Regions from separate parts of the Homo sapiens genome. Here region 2 is linked to region 1. Evidence: chromatin contacts called from ENCODE Hi-C or POLR2A ChIA-PET data. All regions are on one chromosome and are shown on one strand. Each heading gives the region's core, a stretch centred on a gene start or an enhancer-like site at or near the end of the contact. The rest is flanking DNA. Distances are from core to core; before and after follow the strand shown. Region 1 holds the start of ZNF518A (zinc finger protein 518A). Region 2 holds the start of BLNK (B cell linker).

The links. A loop is a pair of places that touch in the nucleus more often than their neighbours do. ChIA-PET counts read pairs that join two places held with the same protein, here RNA polymerase II (POLR2A). Pooled maps may share reads with other maps.
Region 2: a loop to region 1 is called in a map with no recorded cell type, with 6 times the contacts of the local background. The contact joins the promoter of BLNK here to the promoter of ZNF518A in region 1. A Hi-C loop is called at or near these places in 1 of 168 maps with a recorded cell type or tissue (B cell), 7 of 37 single-sample maps with no recorded cell type and 6 of 50 pooled maps. POLR2A ChIA-PET finds 5 or more read pairs at or near these places in 11 of 52 experiments (Caco-2, H1, HepG2 and 7 more).

What each region holds. Positions count from the first base shown.
Region 1 is chr10:96,125,794-96,131,842 of GRCh38, forward strand. ZNF518A (zinc finger protein 518A) reads left to right here and starts at 4,504. Exons shown (of 6, transcript NM_001330736.2): 1 at 4,504-4,959. It overlaps LOC124902486 (a long non-coding RNA gene), which reads right to left. Exons shown (of 2, transcript XR_007062254.1): 2 at 3,262-6,049. RefSeq lists enhancers at 3,460-4,364, 3,917-4,556, 4,365-5,268.
Region 2 is chr10:96,267,338-96,273,273 of GRCh38, forward strand. BLNK (B cell linker) reads right to left here and starts at 4,232. Exons shown (of 17, transcript NM_013314.4): 1 at 4,015-4,232. The coding sequence starts at 4,061. RefSeq lists enhancers at 1-737, 2,978-3,097, 3,128-3,177, 5,287-5,386, 5,873-5,922.

The DNA of each region.
Region 1 (6,049 bases), core at 3,254-5,753:
TCTTTTAATCTATAGGTTTTCTCTTTCATCTCTTTTTTCTGTCCAATTTTTTGTTTGGTTGAAAAAACAGGTCATTTGTCTTATACAGTTTCACAAAGTTGATTGTGCTCATTGTGTAGTTTAGTATGTTCCACTGACCTCTGTAATTCCTGTGAATTGGTAATACTATAGGCACTCTTGTTTTCCCATAATGACTGGTTTTCTCCCATTTTTTTGTGATATTGACAGATGTCAAACATTTTTATATGCCAACCAAAAGTTATTCATCCTTCCTCCATGCTAGTCAGAACTACTATTTTGCTCAGTTGTCAATTTGCCGAGTCCCAGGGTATAAATCATGATTGGTTTGAGTCAATTACAACAATGCTGTTTTTCTTTACCATCAATTTGTTCTAGAGATGAGTATGTGATTCCATGTTGGCAAATGAAATATAAGAAGTTCATTAGAAAAGGTTGTTCTCTCCAGTAAAATTTGAAAGAGTGTGAGAAGATCTTTTTTTTTTTTTTTTTTGCTTTTTCTCACTTCTTCCTGCTTAATATACTGCTGAGGGAGGATACAATGCCTGGTGCTGTGATAGCTACATGATCTCAATCTGATTCTTGTTCTGTATAAGTGATCTTTTTATCTCTGGAAACTTTTAGAAGTTCCGCTTTGTCTTTGATATTCTTCAATTTCATTATAATGTATCAGGGTTGAGTTTTTTTTTTTTTTTCATTATATCTGTTGCTGGACACCCCATGAACCATCAAACTTTTATTAAAAGTTTGCCTTAAGATGTAATGAGCCATAATAATCTACTTTTACAAGTTCTCAAGTATAATTTATTGGTATTAACATAGTCCATATGGCATTGATCTCACAGAAATCAAATTTATCTTTTAAACTACTTTAGACAAAAAAAACAAATTAATCTGCACTAACAAAAAAGAAAAGAAAAACCCTATACATTTTTATTCTTTTAAAACTTTAAATAATGAAATGTTCTATGCATATACAAGAGAAATAAAGGAGTATATATAACATATATGTGTACCAGGTTTGTTCTTAAATGTAATTAACAAGTATTCCACTTAATTCTTTTTTCTTTTTCTAAGGACTTGAATTAACTGTGCTATCTATTACATTACGCTCAGGATGCAGACAGTCTTAGGAAGAATTTGATGTGATTAGGGGTGGGGAGAGGTACCCTAAAATACTTAGGTAAGACCAATATAGTTTATACAGTTCATTTTAATGTTCTTTCTGTTTGAATATAGTATCCATGAAAAGAACTAAGAAAGAGGGACTATATCTTTCATTAAAACTTAATAAAAATGTCTTGGTCATCTAAGAAGTGTGAATTGAGAGGGAACTGTCAGGGATGCCAACCTAAAGAAAAATCTTTCTCATCCTGTGTTACAGTGTCTGAAATCTCATCTTTAGAATTGCTTTGTTGGATCATAAAATCTTTCAAATATTCAAGAAAATTCCATTGAACTGATGGCCCTCCATGAGGAATCATGTCTTATTTATTGCTAGCAGTTTCTGGCACATAATAGGTATTCAAGAAAATGTCTGCTGAATAAATATTAAACAACAAAATTGAAAAGAACATTGAGAAGAATAATACTTAAAGATCAACTAACACTTGTATGATAGATTGCCACAAGTAATTAAGCCGTATCTTTGACCAGGATGTGTAACCACTTTATGCTGTATCACCCAGGCTCTTCATATCTCTTTTTTTTTTTTTTTTTCCCAATTCTGATTGCACTTGATTATATTGTTGGGGGTAGAGAACCTGGGCTTGAGTTCATAGATCAGCAAAAAGAAGAGAGACATTTTTAGAGACTCTTACTATCCAAATTAATATCATTTAATCTTTTATTATCATAGTGCTTATGATGTACCAACTTATCTGTGTCTTAAAAGTATGTTTACATTGTTGTAAGAACAAATATAAGTTTGATTTAAGTATGATTTACAGGTGAGAATCCTTAGAGAGAAATGAATTTCCATTTATATATTATTTTTAGGAGAAAATTTCACTGTCTTAAAGTGAGCTGCTTTATGACACAGAGTCCATGAATCGTACGCATATTTTTTTTAATCCTTCCACCTCAGCCTCCTGAATCGCTGGGATTATAGGCACAAGCCACTGCACCTGGCATCAGTTGTATATTGAAAAGCAGAAAGAGGTTTGCAATCAAGATGGAAACTTCATTACTATCACCACCATCATCACTTTTATCATTTCCATTACACTCTTGGTGCAATGGCGTTGAGTACTCTCTTCAGTCTATCAAACAATATATAACGTGTTAGTTATATGTTGCACAGCTCTGAGAAGCTCAGAGGTTAAATGCTGTCAGCTAGTAAGCAGTAGTAAGGTCTTCAGAGGGATCAACTATTTAAAGCATTAATCTAGATGTCCTATCCCCATAACTATCCTTCTCAAGTAAAAAAGTATTCCAGAATCCTTTCCTAAGCTATGATTTAGCCTTCTCCCCTTTGTATCTTTTTCTCCCTTTTAATCATCTTCCCTTCCTTCTTGATTCACTCTCCTCTCTCCTCTCCTCCCTCACCACCCCACTTCCACTTTTTTTTTTCTTGCTAACCAATATGTTCAAAACCTGAAAGGAGATCAAGAGAAACCTTTCAGGTTTTGAACATAGAGGTTAGCAAGAAAAAAAAGGTGATATGAATGGTGGAAGAGGTGATATGAATGGTGGAAGAGAAAGGGGAAGAGATAAGGTAAGTCTGACTAATATTTTAATTTATTTTAACTTTCTCCAATTCTTCTATAACATAAATGCAGGTTTGCAAGGTTTTGTAGGTGAATGTATATGTAGAAGTAAAAATAAAGTTATAATGTGAATACTGTGGGGGGGGATGCAATATCTTAATCGAAAAAACAAAAACTACATCAAAACACAGAACAAAAAACTCTGTCCATTTTTCCAAACTAACATCGTTTTTTGTTATTAAAAGAAAAATCTCGTTCTCTCTCTTTCTGCTGTGATGTGTGTGCATGTCTGGCTTGCACAGAAATGAGGACCTGAAGAGAGATGGGTGATGTACGATGCGGAATAAAATCCACTTTGTAAACATGTTCTTCATTCCATAATGGCATCCCCTTTGGTATTTACAGAAGATTTCTCCTTGTGTGTTTTACACAAGCATAAATATGACTAATGTGAATTTCCGCTCATTCGCCTTTTCTAGGTGGAATTGTGTAGCCCAGTAAACACAATAATAAAGAAGGCTTCCTAAAGACAAAGTGAGGATTTCTCAGTGTGCTTTTTATTAAAGGATGGAGAAAATCTTGCATTTGGCTACAGGCTGACATTTTCAAAAGCCTGCCCTAAGACAATGAAAAATATGTATCATACACATATTTTAAAAAATTTTTAAAAATTATAAATGTCATACATGCTACTTAAGAAAACACGGAACATTAAAAAATGAAAAATCTGATCATAGTTTCACTTTCAATTTATTGGTATATCCTTCTGCGCCAAGGTTTTTTGTTGTTGCTTAAACGTTTGCCGCCACTTATTCCCTCCCCACATTTTAAAAGGAAGATAATTTATGTAGAATTATGTAGAAAGTGAGGTATCAATTAGTAGGTTGGATTTATAAAGAACAGAAGAGGAGCCACACTGGCCTTTGGGGTAAAGCCAACCATATTAACTGTCCAGCCCTGTTGTCAGGTAGAGGAAGTATTCGTTTGAGGGAGATGTGAGCCTCCCTCATTGTGAAGATAGTTTTTGATCAATTATTCAATATATACAGGTTTGGAGTTCAGTATGTCTTCTAGAACTACTGGCGGCAGCTTCTTTCGTTGACGTGGGCTACAATGGTTGCTAAAACCTGCGTGCCAGAAGCCAGAGGTGGGGAGGCGCCATTTGCTAAACCGGAACTGGTTAAAATCTCAGGGTGGAGACCATTCCCAGTCAGCAAGGGCTTGGGAAGTGCATACAGTTCCTGCTCCTGGTGTCTACTCTGAAGAGCACAGAGTAGACGTTTGTCTGCCATTTCACCGGCAGTAAGATCAGCAGCTGCTGGTGAGCAAAGAGGTAGTAGTGGGTCACTGGACTGGTGGGCGCCGGGGCCGCGCGCTAGATGGAGAGGTCAGCGGCGAACCCAGCTCCATGGCCTAGTCTCGTCAGACCGAGCGCGGACCCTGCCGGCCTCCGTTCTCTTCCGCTTGTCTCAGGTAAAGCGCAGATCCCTCCGCCGCAGCGTGCGCTCCCGGTAGCGCTGCGATCAGCTTTTCGGCAATACCCGGATGGAAGTGTAATGGCCGCCATCAGGGACTCGCAGGCAATGGGTACTACGACAGGTATTCCCCGTCAGCGGGACTGCCCAGACCTTTTAGGATGTCAGAACTTCTAGAGGGCCACCCAGCAGGCAAACGGCGAGTTTGTGGACCGTCAGGGTCCCCCAAACAGGTCCAGGGATCCGCCTCTTGTGAGAGGAAGCGCGAGTTAAATAGTCCCGGCCATTCAGCGCTTCCGCTTAACTTGCCGCAAAGTTTTTCTGGAGAAGTCGGGGTTTTTTTGCCGAGCGCTTTTGCCGACTGCTAGAGCTTACCCTTACTTTCTTAACCTGGGGTTGTTTTACTTCCGGGCTTTTTGAACTCTACACTCTCCTACATTCTAGGAGCTGGGTGGGAGTAGGAGACGGTGTGCCTCCGCGCTCCCCGCGGGGCAGCCGAACCCCGGAGGAAGGGGCGGATCGGGCGCGGTGTTTGGGGCGAAGCTGGGCGCGCGGCGCTCGAAGCACTCACTCGGCGGGTTTCGTGGTTGGTGGAGACAGCAAGGGCGCCCCGCAGACCGCACCCCTCGAGCTATAGGTTCGCAGGCCCGACTCGACGGCGTCCCTATTGCTGGCCCAGCGTATGGTCATTGGGGGCCATTTCTTGCAGAGATGCCCTGCTCCCTGACGCGCTCGCTCTTCTCCAGAGTTGGCCAAAGGTGCTCTTCCCCGCAGACCCTAACCACACCCAGTGGCAGTTGGATTTCTTTGTAACTGGCTTTCTCACATGTAGGGTTCATTTTGACTCTATTCGTTACATGGTGTCCTCTTTGTCAAGTAGACAGTCTCTTCCTAGGTGGCTGTGGTAATTGAAAAGTACATAGAGCGAAATGTATATAAGGAAAAATGTTTTAACTCTTAAGTGGACCGATCAAACAGATGTAGCTTTAAAGTTCAGAATACAACAGTTAAGACTCAGTTTTCTTTTTAGGTTTAAATTTGAGAGCAAGTAGTGTATGTGAGCTGTTTTAGTGCAAACATTGTTGAGTATGTTGTCAAACGTCTAAAAAACCCTAGAAAAATAAAATAAGTCAATGTTCAAGGAATTCATAAGAATGTTGGAATTTGTACAGTTGTCGCAGTGATAAAACATGAAGACACCAAACTGTCAGGATAGGAATTCTATTAACTTGAAAGTGTGCATGTTAGATCTAGTTACTGGTAATTGTTGAATTGCTTTTTCTGCAGCAAGGGGTCTGATTTGAGTGTACTCTAAGGTTGATATCCTCAGGTTTAATTTAAAACATTTAAATTGATTCAGTGAAATTTCCTAACATTTTTTGAGTTTAACTGCAAATTTATAGAAATGCATTCACTATCTTTCAGCAAAATTGTCTTTTCTGAAATTTATAAAGAGACATTGCGTTCTGTTAACACTTTGAGGGTGTTGGGATTTCCTGGGGAAGGTAAGCATAGTAAACGATGTTGATTTTTGCCATAGAAACTGTAAATTAGATCATCCCTAGATACAGAAAATTGCCAACAAAAGGGGAGAATAAAATGTAGGTATGTTACACAACCAAATGTTTCCTGTTTGTTGCGTGAAAATAAGTATAATTACCAAATAAAACGTTTTATATCTGGTTTTATGGAAGGACAAAAGACAGTAACCACAATGAACACCCACTGTGTGCATTGATAATGTATGAACTTTTAAATGCTTCAATTTTTTGCCATGGTCACACTTCGGATTCTGTTCTAGTCTCTCTGGTAATAGTATGCTGTAATCCCAGAAGTTTCTATATTTTG
Region 2 (5,936 bases), core at 2,982-5,481, 140 kb after region 1:
CAGGGTGTGGTAGGTGAGTGGGTGTCAGCTGAGGTGAAGAGGGAAAGGTGAGTCAGTGTGAGGGCTGACGAGGATACCATCGACCAAAACAGGGAGGATCTGAGAGACAGCTAGTTGTGGAAAGGTGAAAAGAAGGTGAATTTGTTTCTGAAGAACTGAACCAGAAAAATCAAGGAAGTAAAAACTCCAGTTGAAAACTCCAAACCCTGAGAAGAGAAGGCATGTCTCAGAATCCATTAGAAAAGGTCTCAGTGAGACCCCTACCAGGAAGACCCAGACACCCACAGCAGGGTTCTGTCATGCTTAACATTATTAGTCACTTAGATGAACGCAGAGAAGGAATGTTTGTCACATCTGCAGTCCATGCAAAGCCAAGTGTCACAGATGTCAGAATCAATAGACAAAATAGTCAAAATAGTCAGAAAGAAGAAAAGGAACCAACATGAAACTTATCAGGGATCAATGGAAAGTCCCTGTTTATTTTCAGAAAATCAATTACACAACTATAGAATTAGAATAACAACAGTAATGATATTAATAGCTACTATTTTGAAAGTCCTATAATCACTATGTGCCAGTTGCTTCACAGAAAAATTTATTTAAACCTTACAATAGCCCTACAACATTGGTACTGTTATTATTATCTTTATCTTACAGGTGAGGAAACCAAGGAGATTAGGCAATCTTGCCTAAAATCACACAAATCTTGATTTTTCTAATGGAAAAATGCCATACTCTTTAATCAATAAGATAACTGGGGAGACCCGATTTGACCACACTTGTGTCAAAGACCTTTTCTAGTTGTAAAAATGAGCAGGTATGTGTTTGTTTATGCTACAAAGAAAAATACACAAGCACAGATGATGAATCAATTGGGAGGTTATTAAAAACTAAACATTTCATTTTCAAGTTAGTTTTACTAATTTGAAAAGGGATATTTGCAAAGTGATTCAGGATTGTAAATTTTGAAATGTTCCCCTAGAAAGGTGAAATTTTTATGATCATAGGAATGTTTACTGTGGAACGATTGAAACCCAGCTCTAGCCAGGTTTCTGATCATAACTTTACCTTATACAATTAAGGGAAAATCATGGCTAGGAATCAACTAAAAGACCCTAAGTGTCTATGGACTCCTACTGACAGAGAAGCCTACTTTAGCAGGCCTCGGTGGGAGCAAAGACATGAGAATCTGTGCTCACACCTCTCTGTGGTCACAAGCAACTTAGCCATCTCACCTATCTCTATTCTTATACAGCAGAAACTCTCAAGGTGATGACCCATCCCCACTGGGTTCATCCAGAACATTCCCTTTCTTCTTCATTTTGAGAATTCCTTGTCTCCTTCCAATCCTGCATGCCCTCCTTTCCTTGGATGACTCTGCTTCCCCTCTCCTCCTAGTAATTCCTTCTGCTCCACTCTCTTTTCAGTCCTGGGAATATACTCCCTGGATCAAGGTCATTCCTTTCAGTCCTTTGGATGGACACTCACTGTCCTTCTATTTTTGTGGCTAAGAATTTGAGCAAATTCTCACCTAAGCCTAAGAGTATAAACATAACTGTCCACTTTTATGGTCATCTGGTGCCAAATAATTACATGGTTAATCAACCTTCAGAATTGATGTCAACCAGTCAGGACAGAGGACACAAATCACAGGAGGCAAGTATTTCATCTATTGACTCCTCACCATCCTATCTATCTAATTATGGAAAAGAGTTAAGATGGTGCTTCGAGCCCATTGAGTTTACAATTTCATTTCTTTGAAAAGTTCCACGTCAACAGTACATTTTACCACAACAGGATGATTCTATAAAGACAACTGAGTAATCAAGTGGAAAAAAAGTTACTTTTATGTAAGCAGATGAGTGTAGTGTATGATTATCCATGGTATAATTTTGGTTTTCTATCCCATAATCTATGGTTGTATATTGCCCATCAACTACTCTGTGATCAAGCTGGACTTTGTCCCAAAGGGAGGAATCATAAAATGATTTAAGTTCTAGCACCTTTACTTAAATTCCCACCTGGATTCCCTGAAAGAGAATGCATTTCTGTATAGTTCTACATTATGGAATATGTCTGAAAACAAAAAAAAAAAAACATTTGGAATCCTCCTGTTCATTCAGAGGAAGGTGCCTAGTTAGTTTCTTTGCCATGTCTTTCTGCCCTCTCTTTCCCTCTTCCTTCTCACTGCCATGTCCCAAGTCCAGGCCTACAACCCTGGATGCTTGGGTTACTTAAGCGCTCCTCCCTCCCACCAGATCCCTGCCTCCAGTGTCCCTCCCACTCCAACGCATCCTACCAGGCTCCTTTAAGCCTACTGTCATGACATTGCTAACAGCTAACAGCATAACCTGTTCTCCAACTCCCTATGGTCAGGGCACTCACCATCCTTTGCAACCTGGACCCACCTTATTTGTCCAATCATACCAGGACCTTCAGGTCCCACATTCCCTACTCTTTAGTTTCTGCTGGACAGAAAACTCTCCTCACTATCCCACAAATGGACCGTACTTGTGTTAAGCTTTGAGTGACAGCCTCTGTATTTCCTCCCTCCCAGCACATAACATGTTTCCTCCAATTCTCCAGTATTTTATAATTTTACCCACCTCTCAAAGCCTACCTCTTAAAAGTATCTTCTCTATGAAACCTCCTCCTGCTACTCTAAGTCTCTTCTTACATTCCTTCTGTCGCTTACAGCTTCCATTGTATCACCCCCGCCCCTCATGAGGGTGTAGCTATTTGAGACCAAGGGCAAGAATGAGGTGCCTTCTTGTCCCGTCAGTGCTGATCACACAGCAGCACTCAACAGCATGTTCTTGAAATGGTTGAACACAGCTGATGTTGCCTACTGATCCCAGATCATTGATGCATTTCACATTACCTTTTACCAAGCACCTCCTAGGCATAAGACCTGTATTCTACTGTGAAGGGTTGTCCCTCTGCCAATCCAGACTTTCTCTTAAATATTGTCTCAAAAGCTTCAATTCTCTGGCTCATTGTTATCTGTGATTACTTGTCTGCTACATGTGTCACATCACCCCCTGAACATTTGGCTAAGTTCTAATATGTAGTCAGAATAGAAAACACTCCCTGAACAGAGGGGAACATCACACACCGGGGCCTGTCAAGGTGGGGGACTAGGGGAGGGAGAGAATTAGGAGAAATACCTAATGTAGATGACAGGTCGATGGGTGCAGCAAACCACCATGGGATGTGTATACCTATGTAACAAACCTGCACCTTCTGCACATGTACCCCAGAACTTAAAAGTATAATAAAAAAAAAAAACTGTTAAAAAATGTGAAAAAAAAACTGCACTCCCAGAACTTTAAAAGTTCCAGTCTCTGAAAGCCATGATGCCATTACAATGAGACAAAAAGAAGACCTTCAAAAGCAAAATTTGGGGAAGTTGTCTTTTCCATAGCTCCTTGACTCACGCCCATGGGGCCGCTTCTGGTTTATTCTTTTTGAGAGGCTTGTTATGGATATTGTTACATTGACATGAGGGCATTGGAAAGACAGATCTAATCCCCCCAAACACACTTGTCATATACACCCACAAAATAAATGAGACAATAAAACAATGAATAACAAATGATTACAGCTATCCTTAAAATTAAATAGTAACCTGCAATAAAATGGGTGAGGACTCAGTTTAGAGAAACCCTTCCTTAGAAAAGTTGGTTGCATTCAGATTCTAAAAGTTGACCTTCAGTAGAATCTAAGCCCTTGGCATTTGTTTTATTATCTTTCCAGAGCTTTACACTTTATTGTAAGAGGCAGCTAAAGCAAGTCTCTCTTGTTCCTACACATTTCTTTAAGAACTCAGTTCACTTCCCTATAGCAAGTGCCACCCAATGCTTTCCCTAAAAGCTCAGTCCACTTCCCTATAGTAAGTGCCACCCACTGGAAACTAGCAAAGCATTCCAGGATTTCAGTATTTCTGAGATGCCATAAGAGCACTGGGGGGAAAAAAAGGAGATGAAGAAGGGTATTGGGTGGGGAAAATCTTACCTCAACTTCTGACTGGCGGGGACGGTTATTTTATTAAGCTTGTCCATTCTGTTTGGTAATTGTAAGAGACACGAATAACTGTCCAGTGGTCACGTCAGCAGTTCCTGGCCCTCCTAGGGAGCAGCATGGTAAGCCTCTGGTCTCAAGGGTTCCGGCCACTCAAGTCTGATTTCTGAGAGTGCAGGCTGCTGGCAAACACCCCTGCTCTAGGGAGAAGTAAAACTTGCCCGAGCACATAGTCAAGTTTCATGTTTCTACATAATCATGTGATCTGGATAGCCAGCCAGCTTGGTGATTACTCCACTTTGTGTAAACTTTAATAATGAAACCTATTGGGCAGGCAAATTTCTTTCCAGCTGCTTTCTTTTACAATCAGATTTGTAACCAGGTTAGGACAAGTTTCTGGCTGGTCACTACTTCCTGTTTGTCCCAAACACATATAGTCTGTTTCCAGCAGGTGCATGCTATAACTGGGAACTTCCTGGGCTCAAGGAAAAGCAGAGTAATCAAGTCCATCTGAACCTCTCTTGGAGACTTTCTGCTTATTTGCATAAAGTTATGGATAAGCTTTTTCTACTTATAGAACCATTATATAAAAATGGCATTTTTGTGCTTTTTCCTACCCCCCGATGCGGGCAATACGTTTAAAAATAAATATCAGGTTGTCAGTGGCATGGTGGTAACAGTTTACTCAGAGAATTAGAGTATCTCTTTTTCTGGAGCTCTATTTAAAATGGGATGGGCAATTCTCTGTTCATCTGGGGGTAGGGATGGATGACTCAGGAAAGGGGAGATGAACTCTATCGTCAGATGTGCAGCCTCCTTATTGCCTGATAGAGTCAGGAGTTACCTCGCCGATAGCCAGATGCTTTCAAACAAACCAGGATGTACCCAAAAGTCAGATGAGAACAAATCTAACAGTTTCACAACAATGCAATTCCTACATCAGGCCATTCTGAAGTCCTAAAAGCAGAATGCCATTCCCCTCCTTGCATTTGCCTCTTTCTGTCCTGTCCACCACTTGCTCATCACACCCAGTGACACGCCAGACACGAGGCCATCTCAAGGTCAGACAGGTGGGGTGAGGCTGGGAGGAGGGAGCCATACCTGTAGGGGCTGAACCTATTCAGAGAACTCTACTTCCCTCCTGGAAGACTTTATATTTCCTTCTGCCTAATCTGAAAAATGCTGATTTACCTGTTGTTTAAAGAGCAGCCCGCAGTCCAGGGTCAAGGAGGAAGAAAATGGGAGGGAAGTGACCTTTTGTACCTGGACACACTTTTCTGCAGCCATTGAGAATGCCCTGCTCACCCTTGTGGAATAAAGTACACGTTTCCAACATTTATCAAGGGAACCAGTCTTCTCCTGGGTCAGAATACACAGCAGGACAAAGTAAAGAGCTCTCAGTTACCTCTCCTGTTGCAGACCCAAGATCTGGCTGAAGACAGTGGGGAAAGAGGAGAAGACAGAAGAGGAGAAGGAGGTGGAGGAAGAGGAGGAGGAGGAGGAGGAAGAAGCGGAGGAGGAGGAGGAAGAAGAAGCGGAGGAGGAGGAGACAGAGGAGGAGGGGGAGAAGGAACAGCGGCAGTGGTAGAGGTGGAAACCGTGGATGGATTTCTTCCCTCCTGTGCCTCTTCTTTGCACAAATGGATGTTCTGTCTTTTTCCAGGTAACCTTGATTATTCACATTCATCACTGCCTATGAATTTCTGGTTTGACCAGATGTTTAGGAGCAGAATCTTCAGAGCTGTTGAAGGGTGGGGCCCTTCTGCTTGGCCAGGACACTGACTTGGCCAGGCCAGCAAGAGAGCAGACAATGTTGCATGAGAAAAATGCAAGTGCTTGTCTCCTGCCATCATTCATTTTCCCCAATCTGGCTGCTCAATTTTCTTGCAGTGCATCCTGAAGGAGCTCTAGACCCT